2 separate regions of the Homo sapiens genome follow, and region 2 is linked to region 1. Evidence: chromatin loops called from intact Hi-C (ENCODE). Cell type or tissue: GM12878. All regions are shown on one strand. Each heading gives the region's core, and the rest is flanking DNA. Links, peaks and the distances in the headings are about the cores only.

Evidence for each region. A loop is a pair of places that touch in the nucleus more often than their neighbours do. Peaks named below come from ENCODE experiments on the same cell type or tissue, not always from the same donor. Only the 100,000 strongest peaks of a DNase experiment are listed, where the experiment ranks them.
Region 2: it touches region 1 in a loop (3-fold over the local background); 7 of 110 quality-filtered maps call a loop at or near these places.

The regions. Positions count from the first base shown.
Region 1 is chr10:120,418,140-120,428,683 of GRCh38, forward strand. No RefSeq gene overlaps it. Among named protein-coding and RNA genes, the nearest start is that of PLPP4, 34 kb to the right of the region's middle. In GM12878, for the core only: a CTCF peak has its summit at 5,398 (motif pointing right); a DNase peak (open chromatin) is centred at 5,402.
Region 2 is chr10:120,602,535-120,612,106 of GRCh38, forward strand. It overlaps LINC02930 (long intergenic non-protein coding RNA 2930), which reads left to right and starts at 6,048. Exons shown (of 5, transcript XR_002957103.2): 1 at 6,048-6,239. In GM12878, for the core only: no CTCF peak of the experiment used is centred there; DNase peaks (open chromatin) are centred at 3,847 and 5,203; H3K27ac peaks cover 774 bases.

The DNA of each region.
Region 1 (10,544 bases), core at 1,503-9,502:
ATTGGTGGGTTAGAAAGTGGATTTATTTTATTTTATTTTATTTTATTTTTATTTTTTGAGATGGAGTCTGGCTCTGTCGCCCAGGCTGGAGTGCAATGGCGTGATCTTGCCTCACTGCAACTTCTGCCTCCTAGGTTCAAGTGATTCTCCTGCCTCAGCCTCCAGAGTAGCTGGGATTACAGGTGCCCACTGCCATACCTGGCTAATTTTTATATTTTTAGTAGAGATGGGGTTTTACCATGTTGGTCAGGCTGGTCTCAAACTCCTGACATCAAGGCATCCTGCCGCCTTAGCCTCCCAAAATGCCTGGATTACAGGCATTAGCCACTGCACCCGGCCCTGAAAGTGAGTATCTTTTAAATTTTTCAAGGTGCTTATAGAAAGCATGGATTCTCCATGTATTCCTGCCTGTTTCTCCACATCATCACCAGGAGATATTCTTTGTAATGTGAGGTCTGATTCTAGTGTTCAATCTGCCTTCCATGTTTCGAATGTCACCAATAAACCATGTGATGAATAACCCTCTTCTCCCACTAACTGTCACGCACCCTCTACATTGTCACTTAAATAGATTATCACTTTCTAGGCAGGTCTTTTCTGATCCCTTGAACTAGGTTTCATCTCTGTAGGCTGCACTGCAGCCTACATTTATTTGCAGTTATGTAGGGATTGAATAATTTTTTAATATTTCTCCTCTACCCTAGACTCTTAGTTTCACTCATTCATTCATTCTCATATTTGTTTTTTCATTCATTTCTTCAAAATACTGACTGACAAATTGAGTGCTGATGTAATGTAGAGGTTGGGAGACGGGACACTAAAAGAAACTTCTTTGGTTCAAAATCTAGCTTCACCCCTTATTAACTGCAAGTTATATTGCTTCTGTCCGCCTCTGTTAGTATTTTCCTCATAGGCTTGGGGTGATTATTAAATTGCAGCATGCACAAAAATCACTCAAAAGGGCAACTGACATACAGTAAGTGCTAAAAAAATTCTATGATGCCTTATTATGTGCCAGGTGCAGAGGATCTGGAGGAAGAATATAAACCAAGAACTTCAAAAAAAAAGTATACCAGCTATAAGAAAAATAAATGCGGTTGAGTGCGGTGGCTCACACCTGTAATCCCAGCACTTTGGGAGGCCGAGGCAGGCCGATCACCTGAGGTCGGGAGTTTGAGACCAGCCTGACTAACATGAAGAAACCCCATCTCTACTAAAAATACAAAATTAGCCGGGCGTGGTGGCGCATGCCTGTAATCCCAGCTACTCGGGAGGCTGAGGCCGGAGAATCGCTTGAACCCGGGAGGCGGAGGTTGCAGTGAGCCGAGATCGTGCAACTGCACTCTAGCCTGGGCAACAAGAGTGAAACTCTGTCTCAAAAAAAATGAAAAAAAAAAAAAAAGAGAAAAGAAAAAAAAAAAAGAAAAATAAATGCAGAGTATGGAGACTCCTTTATAGTGTAGCCAGGGAAGACTTCTCTGTAAAGGTGACCTGTGAGCTGATGCCAGAAGGATAGGGGAGGTGTGAGCTTGCTGAAGAGTTGTGAGAAGAACACTTTAGCTAAGGAAACACCAAGTGCAATTGTCCTAGGGTAAGAGCAAAGCCTATGTGAAGGGAGAATGGGGAGAAAGGGGAGAGATCAGGTCTGGGTCCTCTTCACCATGGTCCCCGGTGCTTAGTACAGGGCATAGCACTGTGTAGGTGCTCAGCAAGTTCTTAGAATAAATGATTGAGAAGTGGATGAAAGAATGAGTGGGGAAAGGAAGGGATGATCTGAATGGTTAAAGGCTTTCTTCTGCTCTCAGGCAGCATCTGTCTATTTTCATTCACTCTAGTCTTCTGGAGAATAAGCTGGTAGGCGTAGAGATGAGTGGACATTTTGATCCAGTGAGGGGTATTGAAGACCCCTCAAATCACATGTGGCACCTATGGTAAGGCTAATTTTTATATTTTTAGTAGAGATGGGGTTTTATCATATTGGCCAGGCTGGTCTTGAACTCCTGACCTCAAGTGATCTGCCCATCTAGGCCTCCCAAAGTGCTGGGATTACAGGGGTGAGCAACTGTGCCTGTCCTAGTTATGCATTTTAAATAATAAAGCGCAGCTTTGTGAAGAACCACAGGTATTGCTGTGTACTAGATTTCATAAAAATGTGTTTTCTTTTTCTTCTCAAATTATGTTGGGGTTTATATATTAAGTCTCAACAAAAGCAAAACAGGATCCTCATGTAGCCCAAGAGCTGAAGCCTACAACATGCATGCTGGAGGCTGCCTTGGTCATGGTTATGGAATGGGGTGGGACAGCGGTGGGCAGGGCAGGGCAGGGCTGTCATCCAATAAAAGAAGGGATCCTTATGGACCATGTGCCCAGAAAAGGTGACAATGGACATTCCAACCACCAAATTTAGTGAAATCATTTGCCCTGAACCAAGCTTAGAAGAGTCAGAGTCCAATCACCAGGCTTTTGCTTGTCACGTCAGGATGGCCAGAGGTTTCCACTCAATGTTATGTGTCCACCCGTGCACGAAGATAAGTGGCCATGTGCCCATAAACACACTCACTTCACAACGTCCTCACAGCCTGACCTCAGGTTCCATGTGATGGCCAAAGACAACAGAATAGGAATATTTAATACCCACAGAAAAAAGGAAGTAAGGTCCAAGTGAGCAGAAACAAGTCCCCAAGGCTGGTGAGATGAGATTAAACAAACATTATTAATATTGGATTAGCATTTTAGCTTTTCCAAACTGTTTTCAACCATGTACTATATTATTTATTATCATGTCCAGCCTCAAAGGAGACAAATAGCTTACTAGTAGCATAAGATCCTAGGTTAACATCCCTGGTTTTTCCTACTAGTCAATGTTGATGTTCTAATCACAAATTACAGTGCATTGGAACAACCAATCTTCAGAGCCACTTTAGTTTTCTAGGTAGTTTTATGGAAAAATTATATAATATATATATTTCTATGTTTCAGTTTATAAGAAAATCCAATTTTATAAAAATATATTCCTTTCTTCATTAGTGTATTCAAAAAATAGTTTTTGAAACAATTGCATGCCAGGGCAAAGATTAAAAAACAACCTGTTTTTGATATTTACAAAGCCTGAGTTAGTGGGCTGAAAATTCAAGAGGCTTTCATTGCTTTCCTGTTCACACTTATCAGCCTTTACAGTCTTTCTACCCTGTGGCTGGCTTTATGGAGAAGTCCTCAAAAGAAAACCCATCCCCTGGGGCTGGATCTGTCTGTGTTTCTCATGAAATCTCTAACACTAGGGTTGTCTTGTTCATGAGACTTTCCAAATTTGATGGTAAGGTTGCCATGGCAACTAGTGTAAATGGACAACTCTCGTGTCATCAGCAGTTGCCTGGAACACGTTTCTGACTTGGGACTGCCTCTGCCTCCCTGCAGCCATTGCCTTAGTAGGGCTTTGCAAGAACTTGGGTCTATACTCTAACCTCAATACAGGTCATATCTGAAGCCCCTGACATATTGCAATTTCAGGACACAGTCCACGTGTGGCTGGTGTCTTCCAGCATCTTTACAACAGCTATTTATCAGCATCACCATAGGATGTGTCAATGGAATGGGAGGCGTGTATGATGGTAGAATTATCATCTTCATGGAGGGGCGAAACAAAAAAGTTTTCTAGACTCATAGGACCCTGAAGAAGCAGAGACGAATATCAGTGAGGCTCATGTTTTCTTAGGCATTACCTTTTATAAGATGGACTGCTCTAATAACACTACAGACAAGTGTTCTTCCCAAAAGGTGGTAGGGAGTGGAGGAAGGGGCATGGACAATCATTCACTTCACAATTATTTATTGAGTACCTGTGATGGGCCACAGTTCTAGATGTTGGAATATAAGGCGCTGGAGTCAGATGGTCTCCAGTTAGTATCTTGCTAACTGTGTGTGAACAAGAATGCTTTTTATAACTTGCTTAGTGCATTTCTGATGGAGGGAGAGAAAAGGTGTCCTAGAGTCTGTCTTGCATGGTGTCTTATACACAGGAGGTGCTCAACAAACATTACCAATGCCAAGGATGACAGTAGGGAACAGCAGATGGAGGTACAAAAAGCAATGGGTTTTAAACCAGGAGGCTTCAGGACCCCAGGCAAGTTACTTTTGCCTCTCCAAACTTGCTTCATTTTATAAAATGGGAATGGTAATGTCTCCCTTGCACGGTTATTGTGAGAATTCAGTAAGATGATGTCCATGAAAGGGGTTAGTGTAGAATGGGGTGTAGGAGGGGAGGGTGGAGGAGCAGCAGGGGCCGGATCATGCAGGCCATGTTGGGCATGCTTGCTATTTTGGACTTTCTCCTAAAAGCACTAGGGAGCTTTTAGGAGCTCCTAGAGGGTTCCAAGTGACAGAGGGAAGGGAGCTTTGTCTTTCTGGAAGTACCCTCTGGCTATAGCCTGGAACTGGGGAGGACAGCCAGCAGGCTTTTGCCGTAATGCAAATGAGTCATGATCATGACCTCTGTAAAGAAAGCGTGGCTGGAAATGGAGAGCGGTGGGCACAGTCAAGCGACTGGAATGTAGGATTTGCAGAAGGCAGTGTCTGCTACTTATGGATGGGAGATGTGGGGCCGGCTCTTCAAATGCCGAGGAGTCAAGAGACACTCTGATTTCTGGCTTATGCGACTAGGTAGGAAATGGTGCCTCCAAACTGAGATGATGAATGACAGGAGGAGGAATGTGTCTGTGGGACAAGACAGCTCAAGAGTTGAGCTTTGGACACAGAGTGTGAGGGGCCTGTGGTCAACCCAAGCAGGGTGTCTAGGCACTCACACCCAGCTAATACCTGAGTGTTTTGGTCAGGGGCACATGTGTGAGTGAGACAGATCTGGACCCACTAGAGTTTCTATTCTAGTGTGGGAGACATGTAGCTAACATGTGGTCAGCAAGTGAATAGGATAAAGAGGTTCTAGTGCTTGACAGGACCTAGTGTGGGTGGGTGGGTGCTGGCATAACTTTATACAGGATGGTCAGGGAAGGCCTCTTTTGGGAGGCAGCATTTAAAATCAGACTGAAGGACGAAAGACCTTGGGCAAGCCACATCATCCTCTGGAGCCTCAGTTTCAACATCTTTAGATGGGGACAACAGTGCTTTTCTTACAGATCAAAGGCTACTGTACATCAAAGCAACTTGAAGCTATATAAATGGGAGGAGTTGTTCTTGGATAACACCTCCTTGGAGGCTTGGAAAGGTTTGGGCTCTGTCCTGGCATCTCTGTTGGCATCCAGAAGGAGAGGGTGTGCTTACTGCCCAGAAGTTTTCTTAGAATCAGGGGTCCTGTCCTCATGCTTAGATTCTTGGCCCCCTAAACTCCTCCAGGACTCAAGGGTAGAGGGAGGGCCTAGACTGCACTGTGCTTTGTGGCCACAAGAGGGCTCACGGCTCATAGACTTTGCATCCAATAAATCTTCCAGGTTGGCTCTTGACAGTTTCATTGAATGGGGCCCCATCCTGCAATGTTGGAGATTGCTATTTAATTATGCACGATCATTGGACAATTATGAGCACTTCTATAATAGCTCAACATTAATTTTAGCATCTTAATTTTATAAATGTTTAAATGTGTTGCTCATGCAGAGCTATTCAAATGCAGATGATTAAATCAAATTACTGCGTTTATAATTTTCTAGAGGTTTTTCCTTGGAAATTAAATCTCATCATTAAAAGTTTCCCTTTGTTGTCACCCTTGGTCAGCCGCTTGGTTCTTAGTCACAGTGCTAATTGTGCTCTCTCCGTAATGTGCACATTCTGCCTTGGTTTCAGCTGCCAGATTCTTTAAGCACTCAGTATGTTCATAGCATCCTGCTTAGTGACTCATTGTCTGACCTTCCAGTGACAAATTGGAAATAAGCAAAAAGATGAACCTGCAACATAGGAGAGCTTTGGGAGCTTGGCAAAGTGGATCACTGCCATAGTGTTTACACCGTGATCTTCAGGTCATCACAAGTGTAGACAAGGAAATTTGGATGCAGGTCCAACCCTCGCTCAGATGAAAAAGAAAGTATTACAGTCTCGGGGACTTCTTCTGTGGATATGAGATCAGCAGACAGGCATGAATTTCCCCTACTCTCCAGCACCTTCCCCTATTACAGTTCCTCCGCGTGTCACTCAAAGAGCAATGTGCTCACAGGGGTCACGAGGCAGAGGTGTTTGCAGCCTGCTGACTCCAGGAGCATTTGGTCATCCTTGTCGACCACTGCTCATCTATCACTTATAATAAGAACCTTGTCATCTGGATGACATTGGACCTCAAGGTTTTGGAGTCTTTCTGAGTGAAGGAGAATTTGTCACAAGGCTGATGACAACTCCCAAGGAAAAAGTCTTTAAAGCTAAAATATCTAATGAGACGGAAGGCATGTTGGTTCCCTTCTCTCTTGGACACCTTTCTAGCTGTTTGTGTACTATGGCATGCAGGCTAGCTGGTCATCAGGATCTCAGCTAAACTTGCACAGGAGCATCTTTGTTCAAGCTGCCATGGATGCTGTGGGTTCTGGAGGAGAAGGGATAGGATAATTAATCTTGTGTTGTGTGACTCTTGATGGCAGAAAGGATTCTGCCAGAGATTCTAGAAGCTCAATGGGACATGGACCCTGGCTCAATCTGATGCCCCACCTGGGGGTGTGGCATACCAATGAGGGTATACTGAGCAGTCACTCAAAGCCATGGTAGCAGAATCAGGGACAGGTCACAGTTAAGTGCACAGGGATAGTGTCCTAACTGAACTGTTTTTTGGGTGTGACCATGATGCAATTTCTGCTGCTTTGATCTCACTTGTTCTTGCCTGCTTTTGCTTTTTAAGTCTGGTTCTTTTTCTTTTCTATCACTGATAGAAATCCATCCAAAAAACTGCTTGTCTACTTAAGGTAGTTAGATCTGGCTTCTCTTCCTTACAACCAAGACTCCTGATGTAGCTCTTGCTATAGCAGCTCATCTTCTTCAGGTCTCAATTTTTTTTCCCCCTTTGTAATTGAGTTTTCTTTTTCTGCACCTGCCTCAAGCCTCAGGGCAGCTCCATCCTCTTTATCTCATGCAAACAATCTCCTGAACCTGAAACCATAACATTTTCTCAACATTTGAGGAACTTTCCTGACTAATTCCTGACTCTTTCTGGATATCTGTTCATCCTCAGGCCTCTGTACCTTTGTAGTATTGTTGGTCTTTCTTCCTACAAGGACATTGCTTAAAAGGGTGGATTTTCAAGTCAGAGTGCCTGGGTTCAACTCCAGGCTCTGCTGTTTGCTTCTGTATGACTTAGGACCCGATTCTTAATTTCTTCATGCCTCAAATTCCTCATCTGAAAAAGGGGCATCATAATAATATGTAGTTCATGAAGTCGTGATAAGGGTTAAATTCATGAAGCTACGTGAAGTGCTGAGGACAATGCTTGACACATAGTGAGTACTCAATAACAATAGCTATTTTTATTAATGCCTTGTTGACTTGTTATGTGGATTAATTAAGATTCCTGGCACATATTAGGTACTCAGTTGTTGTTCATTTTTGTCTCATCTTCTATCAGATGGACTCTTTCTCATCTTTCACATCTTCTCAAGTCACCTCTGTGCCAGGTGTCCTGATCTTACCTGCCTTTGGTTGACTTAGCCCAAAGGAGCAAGTAGGAGTAAGATTAAAGATATGTGATCTGGGGGTAGAATTTCAGGTGAGAGAGAGAAAAAAATCTGCCTATCAACTTGGGCTCCCCTGGGATGATGGCATTTCTATTTGGATAGCCCTCTGATTACATTTTAATGGAGAAAATCAATTAGCAGGTCCTTGTTGTGCTACTATTGTAGGATCAAACCCCAGTCCTCAGAGTGCACCACTTGTTTTCTGGATTTTGTTTGTTTCTTTTATTTCTTCAGGCTTCTTTTTCTTTTTTCTTTTTCCTCTCCTTTGGTTTTAGTAAAGCTTGGATTACAAAACTCCAGCCTGCATGGGGGAACATTAAGGAAACGAGAGTTACACATTTTAAAGGCAGGGCATGGGGGCTGCAAGAGGTGAGGGGCCTTGGAGAGGGGGTGGGGTGGAAGAAGAGCTGAGATCTGCCTAGGAGTGGTCCACCCTTCTTACTCTTCCCTGCCCCTATCCTGCCTGTTCTCCTTGCCACCCCGTTTCCCTCCCCAACTCTTTCTCTTCCTATCTTTCCTTAGTTGAGAAGAATCTGGCTGGAAATACCTAGTGAAAGGACCATTTCTGCATTCTAGGGATCTTCAGAGAGAGGAATGTAGATGTTTCTAGTTAGTAGTAGGCTAGTGGGAGGAAGAGTTTGAGTAGGCAGTCACATATTTTGAACAAGATGGATTCAGTCTACAATCCTTGCCTAGTTACCCTCTGAGCTGCCGAGCTGGAATACCTCTTCCTGTCTTAGAATTCTCATCTGTGACTCACTGACAATCTTTTTCCGTTTTTTGTTTTTTTTTGAGACAGAGTCTTGTTCTGTCACCCAGGCTGGAGTGCAGTGGTGTGATCTCGGCTCACTGCAACTCCACCTCCTGAGTTCAAGTGATTCTACTGCCTCAGCCTCCCAAGTAGCTGGGATTGCAGGTGTGACCCACCAGGCCCAGCTAATTTTTGTATTTTTTTTAGTAGAGATGGAGTTTCATCATATTGGCCAGGCTGGTCTTGAACTCCTGACCCCCAGCGATCCACCCGCCTCAGCCTCCCGAAGTGCTGCGATTACAGGCATGAGCCACCATGCTTGGCCTCCTTTTCCTTTTAAAATACTTCTCATCAAGTGCTGTTGCACCAATAATGATGGTAAGAGTAATGATACCAGTGACAAACATATCTTGAGTGTTTGTCATATACTATGCACTGTTCAGCCTTTGCATGCATTATTAATTTACTGGGTAACACCCTATATATCAGGTCTTATCGTTCCTATTTTGCAGAAAAGGAAACTGAGATTTACAGAGGTTAAATGACTTGCCGAAGGTCACATAAGCAGTAAATTGTAGAGGCAGGATTTGATTCCATATAAGCTCTTAAAAATCTAACTCATGACAAGAAATTTCCATGAAATTTTTACTATGGTTGTGTACTAGGTTTGCCTATTTTTTAAAGACCAGATTTTTTGAACTTGAAGGTCTTTATTCAAACACAGATTGCTGGGCCCTATTTCACAGTTTCTAATTTAGTAGGCCTAGGGTGGCTCAGAGAATATGGATTTCTAAAGAGTTCTTGGGTGATGCCCATCCTACTGGTCCAGAGACCTCAAGTTAAGAACCACCATCCTAGATCCCTATTAACTGCTGATCGTGTGTTGATTGGAAATATTCAACCATAAAGGCTTGGTTAATTTAGACCCAACTTATAGGGATTTTCTAATCACGTGACTAGGGCTAAGACAGTTTGTGCAAAAAAAGATAAGATCTTTCCAACAAAGCATCAGCACACAGGGTTATCAAGAAGAGGTTGAAACTATGAGAAAACAAACTGCCCTCTGACACTTATGGCACAAAAGTGATAATTTATCAGCACATTTTCTCCCTAACAGGTACCATAAATTGTGCTCTGTTGTGGTGTTAAATAACATTGACCCACAAAATAAGAAAGTTACTCACTTTGCAGTTCTCTTTCAGTTCCAATTATGTCAATGAGAAGGCATCAGTTTTGTGCTATTTCCTTTAATGCCTCTAAAAACACTCCTTAATCTCCCCTTCAACAAACAGAAAGTAAGACTCAGGATAGGCAACAGTAACCAGAATTTAATACATTGTTTGTTTTTATTGATATGCTTTATTTTGCCATTAACTTATATATACCCCATATAAACAGCTTGACACAAATTAGGAAGACAGACTGCCTTGGCTCTGCCATTTACCAGCTGTGCAACTGTGGGCAAAGTTCTCAACCTCTCTGTGTTTCAGTTGCCTCACTTAAAAAATGAAGATAAAAACAACCTCTGCTTCAATATTGTTATAAAGATTAAAAGAGTTAATATTTATAAGACCCCTAGAAGACTGTCTGGAATATAGAAAGTACTACATAAGTACTTGTAAATAAATACAAGTACATGTATTTTTATATAAGTAAATAATTCACTGAAGTATGAAAAATACTGTCTTAAAAGCAATGAAAGAGCAGAGATGGTGTTCTGGCAATCTGAGGCTGTCCTTGCCCCACCCCAGCCCATTCAGACATTGCAAATCCATGAAGGCAAGTTTCTGATTCAGCTGTCAGAAGTCACTGGCCACAGCCCTCCAGGTAGCCACAAGCAATGGTTAAAAGTTACTTAAGACCAAGATCTGTTTACAGTTTACAGACACTGGTTTGGCTACCCAGGGCATCTGGGGCAGGGGCTGTGGTTGAGTGAGGGATGGACCTTGATGGCTCCAGGCAGGGCAACCCCCACAGTGGTGAGACCCATCAGAGAGTACCACTGAGGTTCCAGCACCAGATTGGCTATCATCCAATGGCCGATTGTCTTCATGACCATGACCAGATTGTCTTCATCCACTCAGTGTCCTTAGGGGAACAGTGATCCGCTCTCCCCTTCAAAGCCAACCAATGTTGAG
Region 2 (9,572 bases), core at 143-8,142, 180 kb after region 1:
TTTCTGCTGTCTGATTTTTGCCTTTTCTAGGATGACATATGCGATGGTTAATACTGAGTGCCAACTTGATTGGATTGAAGGATGCAAAGTATTGATCCTGGGCGTGTCTATGAGGGTGTTGCCAAAGGAGTTTAACATTTGAGTCAGTTGGCTGGGAAAGGCAGACCCACCCTTAATCTGGGTGGGCAGCATCTAATCAGCTGCCAGCAAATATAAAGCAGGCAGAAAAACATGAAAAGGCAAGACTGGCCTAGCCTCCCAGCCTGCATCTTTCTCCTGTGCTGGGTGCCTCCTGCCCTCGAACATCAGACTCCAGGTTCTTCAGTTTTGGGACTTGGATTGGTTTTCCTTGCCCCTCAGCTTCTGTCCCTCTAAAGAACGCTGACTAATACATAACTGTGTAACCACCAAGATAGAAGGCACTTCCCTCATCCTCAAAGCTGCTTTTGCTTCTTTGCTCTTCATCCCTGGCCCCAGGCAGCCCTAGGTCTGCTTTCTGCTGTCTGATTTTTGCCTTTTCTAGGATGTCATATAAATACAATCATACAAGATGTTGTCCTTGGGTTTGGATTTTTTTCTCATTTAAGATTCATCCATCCACATCACTGTATATTTTCATCTGGACTCTCTCTCTTTTGCACATCAAACTGTTGCTAAACTGCCGGGTTCACCAGCCCACTGTGCAGCAATAGGCCAATACTCAGACAGCAGGGTTTGCGGCAGAGAAAGAGTTTAATAATTGCAAGGCCGCTGAACAAGAAAACGGGAGGAATTCCCAGCTTCAAATCTGTTTGCTGAGGAGTTCTGGGCAAGAGTTTTTAAGGGGATTGTGGAGGATGAGGGGCTGGAAAATACGGGGTAAATACGGGGTCATCGATTGGTCCGGTAAAGGAGTGAAATTATCAGGATGTGGAAACTGTGTCTTCCAGGAGTCAGCTGCTTAGTGGGCCCTTCAGAGGAGGGGGATGGATAGTTTTGTCAGTTTGCAGAATCTAAAGGGGAAACGCTTAGATTTTATCCGTAGAACAAAGAGCCTTGTGAGGAGGGCTACCTTATTCTGGGGTTGTGAGCAGCGACCGGCTACAAGGAAGTGGGCCAAAGGGCAAGCTGGCTTAGTGATTTCTGCTGATTGTGTTGCTAGTCTAGTTGAATTTTTTCTTTTTTCCTTTAATCAGTTTTATAAAGTTTTTTGGGGAACGGTTTCAAAACCAGCTGAGCGGTTTCTGACCATGCTGCTGTGCCTCTGCCTGGATGGCTCTCCCTCACCTAGTTCTTTCTCCTCCTTCAGGCCTCAGCCTCAATGCCACCTCCTGAGCCCTGCCGTCACTGTGACGGCTCCCCCCTCCCCCAACACACACAATTAGTTTTTATTGTATTTTCCTAAGTTCCTTCATGTCACAGTTATATTATTCATATATTCTTATGGGTCAAATTGTCCCTGTCCCAAAAATTTGTATGTTGAAGTCCTAACCTTCAGTACCTCAGAATGCGACCTTATTTGGAGACAAGGCCTTTACAGAGGTAATCAAGTGAACATGAGGTCATTAGGGCAGGCCCTCACCCAACATGACTGGCATCATTATTCAGAAGAGGAGGTTTAGACACAGATCTGCACAGAAGCATGGCGATGTGAAGACAGCCATCTACAAGCCAAGGAGTGAGACCTGGGACAGATTCATTCTCCTCACAGCCCTCAGAAGGAACCAACCCTGCTAACACCTTGATCTTGAACTTCCAGCTCCAGAATGGCAAGACAGTACTTTTCTGTTGTTTAAGCCACCTAGTTTTTGGCACTTTGTTACGGCAGCCCTACTGTACTAATACATATATATATATTTCCTTTCTGCCCTCTCTAGAGTGCAGGCTTCTTGGGAGCAGGGATCCCCTCTGTCTCATTCATAGCCCTGTCCCCAGAGGGGGCCTTCAATATATTAATATTTCCGCATTAATGAATGGGTACATCATGTTATTTTGTTGTTGCCATTATCCCTATAAGGTTGGCTTGCCAAGTTTAGGCTCCTTACCCAAGTTGATGGCTAAAAGAGAGAACTCTTGATACCTGGGGCCGCATCATTCCAATTATGCTACAGTTCCCTGAGGGCCTTCTTATGTTAGATAAAATCTGGAAACAAATTCTACTGTCTTTTCCTTCTTATAGGATACAGAAGACTTGTTCTTCTAAAAGTGTTTCAGGAAGTTCAAAGCTGTCTCATTTGGGCTGTGGGGAGAGAAGCAAAAACAACAACAACAAATCAACCAAACCCAGATACCTTGAATGACATTTTTCCAGTAAACAAAGCAAACCAACAAACCAAACAAAAACCTTCTTTATTTTTTTTAACCTAAGTATTGGCTATCATACTCATTTATAAAGCAGACACCCCAATCCATTCTCATATGATTATTTACTCCAATGTGATTTGCAAAGATCTTTCAAGAAGCTGTCAGTTGCACACTTGGAGCTGTAGGCCCATTGATTAAAACACACTTGCAAACTAAGAGACATTTGCCAGAATGGCCAGAAAAAAAGAGGCCATGGCAGCTTTTAAACCAACACCAGACAGGTTCTGAGAGACCAAATGCATGCAGAGGGGTGTTTGGGGATGGAGGGTGGGCAACAGATAGTAAATATATTACTGCTTTGAGTGGCCAGATACCTACCTGGAAGCAGGTTTGCAATATGATAGCCCACTCAATTAATTTTTTTTTCCCCAAGGGGCCTAAGTAGTATAGCTATTCTTTAATTTGAAATGAGTTAAGTTTGGGGAATGATAGCATATTTAATGTACAGCTGGGCACTGGTGCATTCTAACTCTGGCTATGTTCTCTTTTGTGGTTTTGCCTTGGTCTCTATGTCCTTGGGGTGTCTTTTCTCTGTCTCTATACATCACAGTGTGTTTCTGACTTCTCTGCTCATTCTTCTACCAGCACCTCTCTGCCTCTCTGTTTGTCTGTCACTGTTGTCTCTCTCTGTCGTCCTGTCATATTATCAGGCTGCCTGTTTGGCTACAGTAAAACTTCATCAGCCTCCCCTACACTGAGAGCAGAGCTTTTTTGTGGAACACAATAGCATTCAGAAGAGAGAAAAATCTCTTTAAGTGTGCAAATGCTGTCTCATTATCCTGAGACTGGAGGGAGGAACCTCTCAAGCTTTGTCATTTCAGTAAGAAACAAAAACCTTTGAAATTTTTACAATTATCTTCACACTCATATCTCCTTGTCCCCTACACCAGCTAAAAGATGAGTGAATAGCGCTGAGTGCTCGTTGGCTGGTCCATGGAGGGAAGGATCATTTATTGAGATATTAATTCAGGTTCTATCTTTGCTGCTGAAAGAGAATCAAAAAGAATGAGAAGCTTTGCTGTCCTGTGCTCTGGGTCTCTCCCTCCCCCAGGCCCTCAGCTGGGCAAGGAGGCAGGGAGGGCCTATTATACATGCTTTTATACACACACACACACACACACACACACACACACACACACACACAGAAATACATAAGCTTAATCTCTTCTTTTGGTTGAAAAAGTATAGCTGAGTGGGTGAGAGTAATAGCTCCAGAATTATGCAAATCATAGCTCAAACACAGGTTCATACCCACAGATTTACATCCCAGCTGTACTATGTGGCTTTGGGTGAGTTACCTAGATTCTCTTACCTTCAGTTTGTTCATCTGTAACATGGTGATAATGAGGAAGTTACTATGAAAATGAAATGAATCAATTCATTTAAAATATCTAGAAAAAGTGCTTGGCCCCTGGCAAGTACCTGAGAAGCTGGCTCTTATTTTCACTATTACTTACTGACTAATCTTGGAGAAGGAAATTGTTAGTGATTACCCACCGTAAAGCTTTGAACTGGATGACTTCTGAAGTTCTATACTTCTCTAAACACCATGGACACGGGTTTCTCATAAGGCCTTATACTCTTCTCTACTTTTGACTAACAATGGGTAAAAGCCATGATTAGAAATTGGACTGAAAATACAGTGGCTTAACACTTTAAAAAGAAAGATCTAGGGCTCACAGAAGACCAACCAATGATCTGAGTCATGTGGCAAAGAGCACGTAGGGCAGGGTTTGGGTTAGGTATACCGTAGCATTATTAGCACAGTTCACAAACTCTTCTTCCTTTGGGACACTAGTGGCCCCAGGAGGGAATGCAATTTACCTCCGAGAGAGTGACTAACTGGACAAATAAACAAGAGAAGAAAAAAGTGAAGACATTGAAACAAAAAAATTGGCTTATCTGATTTATAAAATAATCTGCTAGAGGGTGGCTGATGTCTTCACAAAGCCTTTCACTTGCATGAACTCCGGGCTGCTGTTGGGAGGAGCATGTTCAAGGGCTCCCTGGCTACTATATCTTTTGACTCTTTGGGAGAGAGAAGAGGCAAGGGCTTCAAATCAGCCTAGAGTTTGAGACTGAGCTATTTGAAATAGTGAGAGGAAAGAACAGTAGCTGTCCTGAACATGCAGAAAGTCTTGACTGATCAGTATCTGCAGGGCAGATTTTCAATCCTTTTAATCCCTTTGAGATGGATTCCACAGGCTCTACTGGGTAGTGGATCCAAGATGGCTGTGTGATCCTGGACAAGCCTCATCTGTAAAATGGCAGCAATACCTGCCCTATCTAACTCATAGAGTGGCTGTCAGACTCAGAGAAGACAACAAGTGAATGCTTGGGGACCTGACCAGTTGTAATGGCACAAGTGGGAAAATGCTTCCCATTCTCGTTCTTTTTCTCTCTCATTCACTTATGTCCCCATATCTGTAGTCAGGCATTTGTGGTATAAATAGCTTGGTTAGGAGTAGAGTGGGTAGCCATGAGCAGGGTGTGGAAGTTAAAATGGCACCTTTGCCAATTCCAGCCAAGCCTATGGCCAACAGCCAGGCCTGGCCTCTTCCACTTGACACTGGCCTGCTGGTGAGACTCACAAGACCTCCTTGCTTTGTAAACATCATCCAAAATTCTTCCATCAGTTGACATCACCATCTAGTGGGGTCTTCTCTCATGGGAACTTCTGCTCAGAGAGCGAATTGCTATGAGTCAGTAGGAATGACTAACAGAGATTCCAGAGAGAAGACACTGCCAGTTCATGGCCTCTTAAAGAAATGAATACATCAGTTAAAAGGCTCTTGTCTGCTGTCTATGACTTTCAGAACAACTTCTCCCAGTTGTCTGACATTGAGAGTAATGGAACCCTTGGGAGAAGTATCAACGTAATTAACAAACTTAGACATAATGATCCCTGATACTTTTAACAAAACATAAAATAACCAAGAAATGTCTACCACTTTATAAGTTCACATTGGAAACACACCTGATATAAATAATGAGTCAGAACAGTGGTTTCACTATTAAAAGTCAGCAGGTTTCATTATTAAAAGTCAGCCAAGAAAACGTGAAAACTTACAGGCTGAAAGAATAATTAAAGGCGATCACTATAGATTTTAAGCATTATTAGTTCTCAAAACTTCTGACTGGCTGATGATGAAGACAAATTCATTCTAATTGTCCTTGATAATTTCATGCTTTTAAAATCTCATGGCAAGACCAACTTGGGAGCCATAGTCCTCAACAGTGGGCATGGTCAGAATGATGGCTGGTAAGAGCAGAGCCCTAATCCATGACAGAATCTGTTAGCCTGCATGGATACAAGTGGGATGATGACTAATGAAGCCACTATTTAGCATTGTATCTAGGATTTCCTTGCCATCTGTAAACCGTGACCCCTCCCTTCAGGCAGTTTTTTAACCTGAGGTGGTTACCTGTTTTTGTTTGCTGTCCTACACTCCTGGCCCCTTGATAGAATTCAACTCTTCTTTGATAACGATTCAGTCTTCCCCTGTTCAAGTGATCAATGTGGGGCTGACCCCACCTCAGCTTCAGAGATGAGCATGTGACCCTGCCTGGCCAATGAGAATACCATATCTCTCTGACCATAGTGATTGGTTAAGGGATGAACATGTGGCCCACAGCTGACCAATCAGAGCTACTGAGACTCAGTTCTATGGTTTCAATGGAAACCACTGAAAAAGAGAAACTCTCTTTTGGCTAGAGTTGCTGTGAGGATGGAATGGGGAACCTGGACAGCTCCAGCAATCTTACTGCAGAAGGTGCTTCTGGGTGGATCCCAGGCAGAGGAATCAGAGGCAAAACATGGAGGGAGTGAACTCCTGAAATCACTTGGGTTCTGAATCCAGCCAAGCCCGAAACCAGCCCTGCCCTGGGCTTTTCAGGTACTTGAGCCAATGCATTCTCTTTTCCTCTTCATCAAGGTTTGTTTAGAGTTTGCATCCCACGTGACTGAACAGAATGGACATTGCTCTTAGCAAGGGACAGTAACCATGAGTCCAAGTCCTGAAACAGAGATGGGGTCCCCTTCCTCCCTTCTCACTGGTTTCCTTCCTCCTGAGTGGGGTCTATCTGAGCCTGGCATTTCCTTCGTGACAGTTTCATTTGCTCCTGGACGGTTCCCTTGCTCACCATCAGCCCTCGGGCCAGCTCTAACACTCAGTTTGTCCAGATAATGTTAGGAACCTGTAAAGAGGAACTCTATGTTGTTCAACTTTTTCTCTCATTAGCACACTGTTTTTCTGTCCCGGGTGATGCAGGCTGAATGCAAAGCAGCAAGATGTGCTGGTTTGAATTCCGTGGCCTTCCTTCATCAGCCTGAGTGTTTGTGTACACACAGCTGGGCTGCAACGTCAGTTTCTGTCTGATGGCTCAGAGCCACAATTTTACCCTGTTATTGATGCCCATTATGTCATTTTAGAAAATGTAGGGATGTGGCTGTCCAACTTATCTGAATATCTGTATATAAATAAATAAATGTACATTTAAATCCATCCTAACTTTGACGTGATCTGAGGGAAAAATGAGGTCTTTGTGTTTTCCCATAGAAATAAGAAGAAAGTAGGTTAATAAACCATCAGTATCACAAGCAATAATGCAACACATGAAATATCATTTGCAAATTATTTTTGCAATTACAATGTTGGTTTTCCATGAAGAGTTGTAGCAGCTGCCTCCTCTCTCAAATAACATATTCACCTGTGGACAGATGGGGAATTGCTAAGATCCCAGCTTATGTTTGTGAAAAGAGAAGCACCACAGTTTAGTGAGCAAGGAGGTTACTAAGCTTGGTGTGCACTCAAAGGCCATGTCTGCACTGTGTGTGATGAAGTGGAGGCTTTGGATACCCATCAGCAAGTTTTATGTTAATAAAATATTTTTTCTTCTATCAAATGCTAAGACCAAAAAGTTTGTCATCTGAATGTAATCGCGTAATTGTCTTGACTCTCAGCTCCATTTTGTGCTCAGAAGAAAGCAGTTGTGTCACGAAATGGAAAGATGAGGTCTAGGTTCAGTAGACCAGTATTGGCATTCTGGGAAAAATAAGACCCCAAAGATAACTTTTTACCATGATTTCACAGACAAATAGGACCTGAGATTTTCTTTTTATGGAGCAAGAAAGCAATGCTTATGAGGACCAGATCTGGGTCTAGTACTACCAAAGAGACTGCAGAGACTTGTGGAGGCATGTGATGGTGTTTCTGAACAATGTTTTTAAATTGTATATGTTTTGTAACAGGAAGAGAGAGATAGGGAAAGGGAGGCGGGAGGAAGGAAAGAAGAAAATAAGAGGAAGGAAGGAAGAATGGAGGAAAATTTCTCTTAATCAGAGAAATAATGAGAGCAAAAAAGAAAAAGAAACCCAGAGAGTCAGAATTCTATTGCAGCATCGTTGGCTAGAGAAAAGGACACTCGGGATTTGACAGGTCGTTGGGAGTGGCTGCTGGGTTTGAGCAGAGTATAACACATCAAGAGCTATGATATACGAAACTGAGTAGGCTTATTTCTTGCATGGCAGAGGAAGGATTAGAACCAATGAGTAGGAAAGAGACTTTGGTTCAGTTTTAAGAACTTTCTTAATAGAGAAATGGGCTTGCCAGTGAGTAGTGAGTTTCTTGTCTGGAGACTTTCCAGCAGAGACCAAACACATATAGGGTACGTTGACAAGGGAATTTAAACATTGAGGAAAATGTTAGACTAACTACTGAGATTCTATGTTTCACATTCGACTCTTGGAAATTAAGCAGTCATCTTAATAGAATACCTGGAAGAATCTGAAGCCACTGGGAACAAATAACCCTTAGACTCATGCAGAGTTCAGAGGAGGAAAAAGCTATGGCAGCAAGAACAAAGCACAAACCAAGTTAACACTTTGCAGCAATGAGGCAATTACTTCCCTCCAAAAACTCCACAGGGAACAATAGTAGGTAGAAGTTAAATCACAAACACTTCCCCTCATTATCTAGGAAATAACTTGAGCTGCCCTTCTAATTAGCATCTGTAAGCAGCCCTGTGCTGTCAGTTCTGGATAACTCTCAGAACCTAGTAAGATGATTATACAAGATGCTCAATCCCATGGTCATTGTTGGCCAGAACACTGCCACCCACACAATGACATGAGTAAGAGGCACTGCAGAAGCCACTTAAACTCCTGGACATATGGGCATAATAACATTTGGAGCTATTGTATAGTTCTGCAATTCAGTGAGCTTCAGCATATTCTGAGAATGAACAAGCTTCCTTCTTATGGTTAGAGTTGCTTTGGCACCTAACTCTCCATGTAAAGAGCCTTGTGTGCAGGGGCAGAGATGATTACATTTAAAATAAAGGCTTACATTTGCATTAATCACATTTATTAGGAAGCTAAGCAAAATCTAAGCTACTGTTTAAAGGTTCTGATGGAAAACATTTTCTCCTTCCACCTGTTCTTGGGGCAATATATTCTATGGACATGGTGACGGCCACTTTCTTCAGGTTGTCCTAGGTAGCTATTTATAAAATCATAGTTATAGAATGTTGGGTCACTTTTTAATGTGCTTATTAAAGCCAAGGAAATAATTTGGCATAACTCCCCAGGCATACTAGAGAAAACCAAGGCATGATCCAAGTAAGAGTCTCAATTTTGCATTTCTCTACTTTCTTCTGGGAGCTTGTCAATATTTGCTATTTGGTTTTCTTACTTTTTTACTTTGAAATCACTATAGGTGTGGGTTGGGGAAGTGAGGATGAGATACACTTTCAAAAAGTTCATACGGGCTGGAAAGGAGATGGGCACCTTAAGTCCCTGGGAGGAATTCATCAAGTATTAGTTATTTTCATGTGTCATGGGTGAGAAGCTTTTCTCCTCTCATCCAAGCAAGCCCAGCCTTTGGTTTTTCCAAGGCAGAGACCGTCTACTGGTCTCTAAGGACTTTCTGTAAACATCTTGTTAATTAGCTGTTAAGCACATTAAGTGAGAAATAAACATGAGTGACTTCATATTTATAGAGTTTGACAGGGGTAAAATCAATTGCTAATTGAGAAGAAGAATTTGAAAAAGAGACAAAAATATACCTAAGGATTTTGGTTTTGAGTCTCTGTTTCTATAGCCTAATTTTTCTCCTGGTTGTATAGACTATCATTTCTTGTTTCTTGGCCTGTACAGTAATTTTTATCTGGGTGCTGAACACTGTAAATTTTACTTTGTTGAGTATTTGGATTTTGTTGTCATCCTTTAA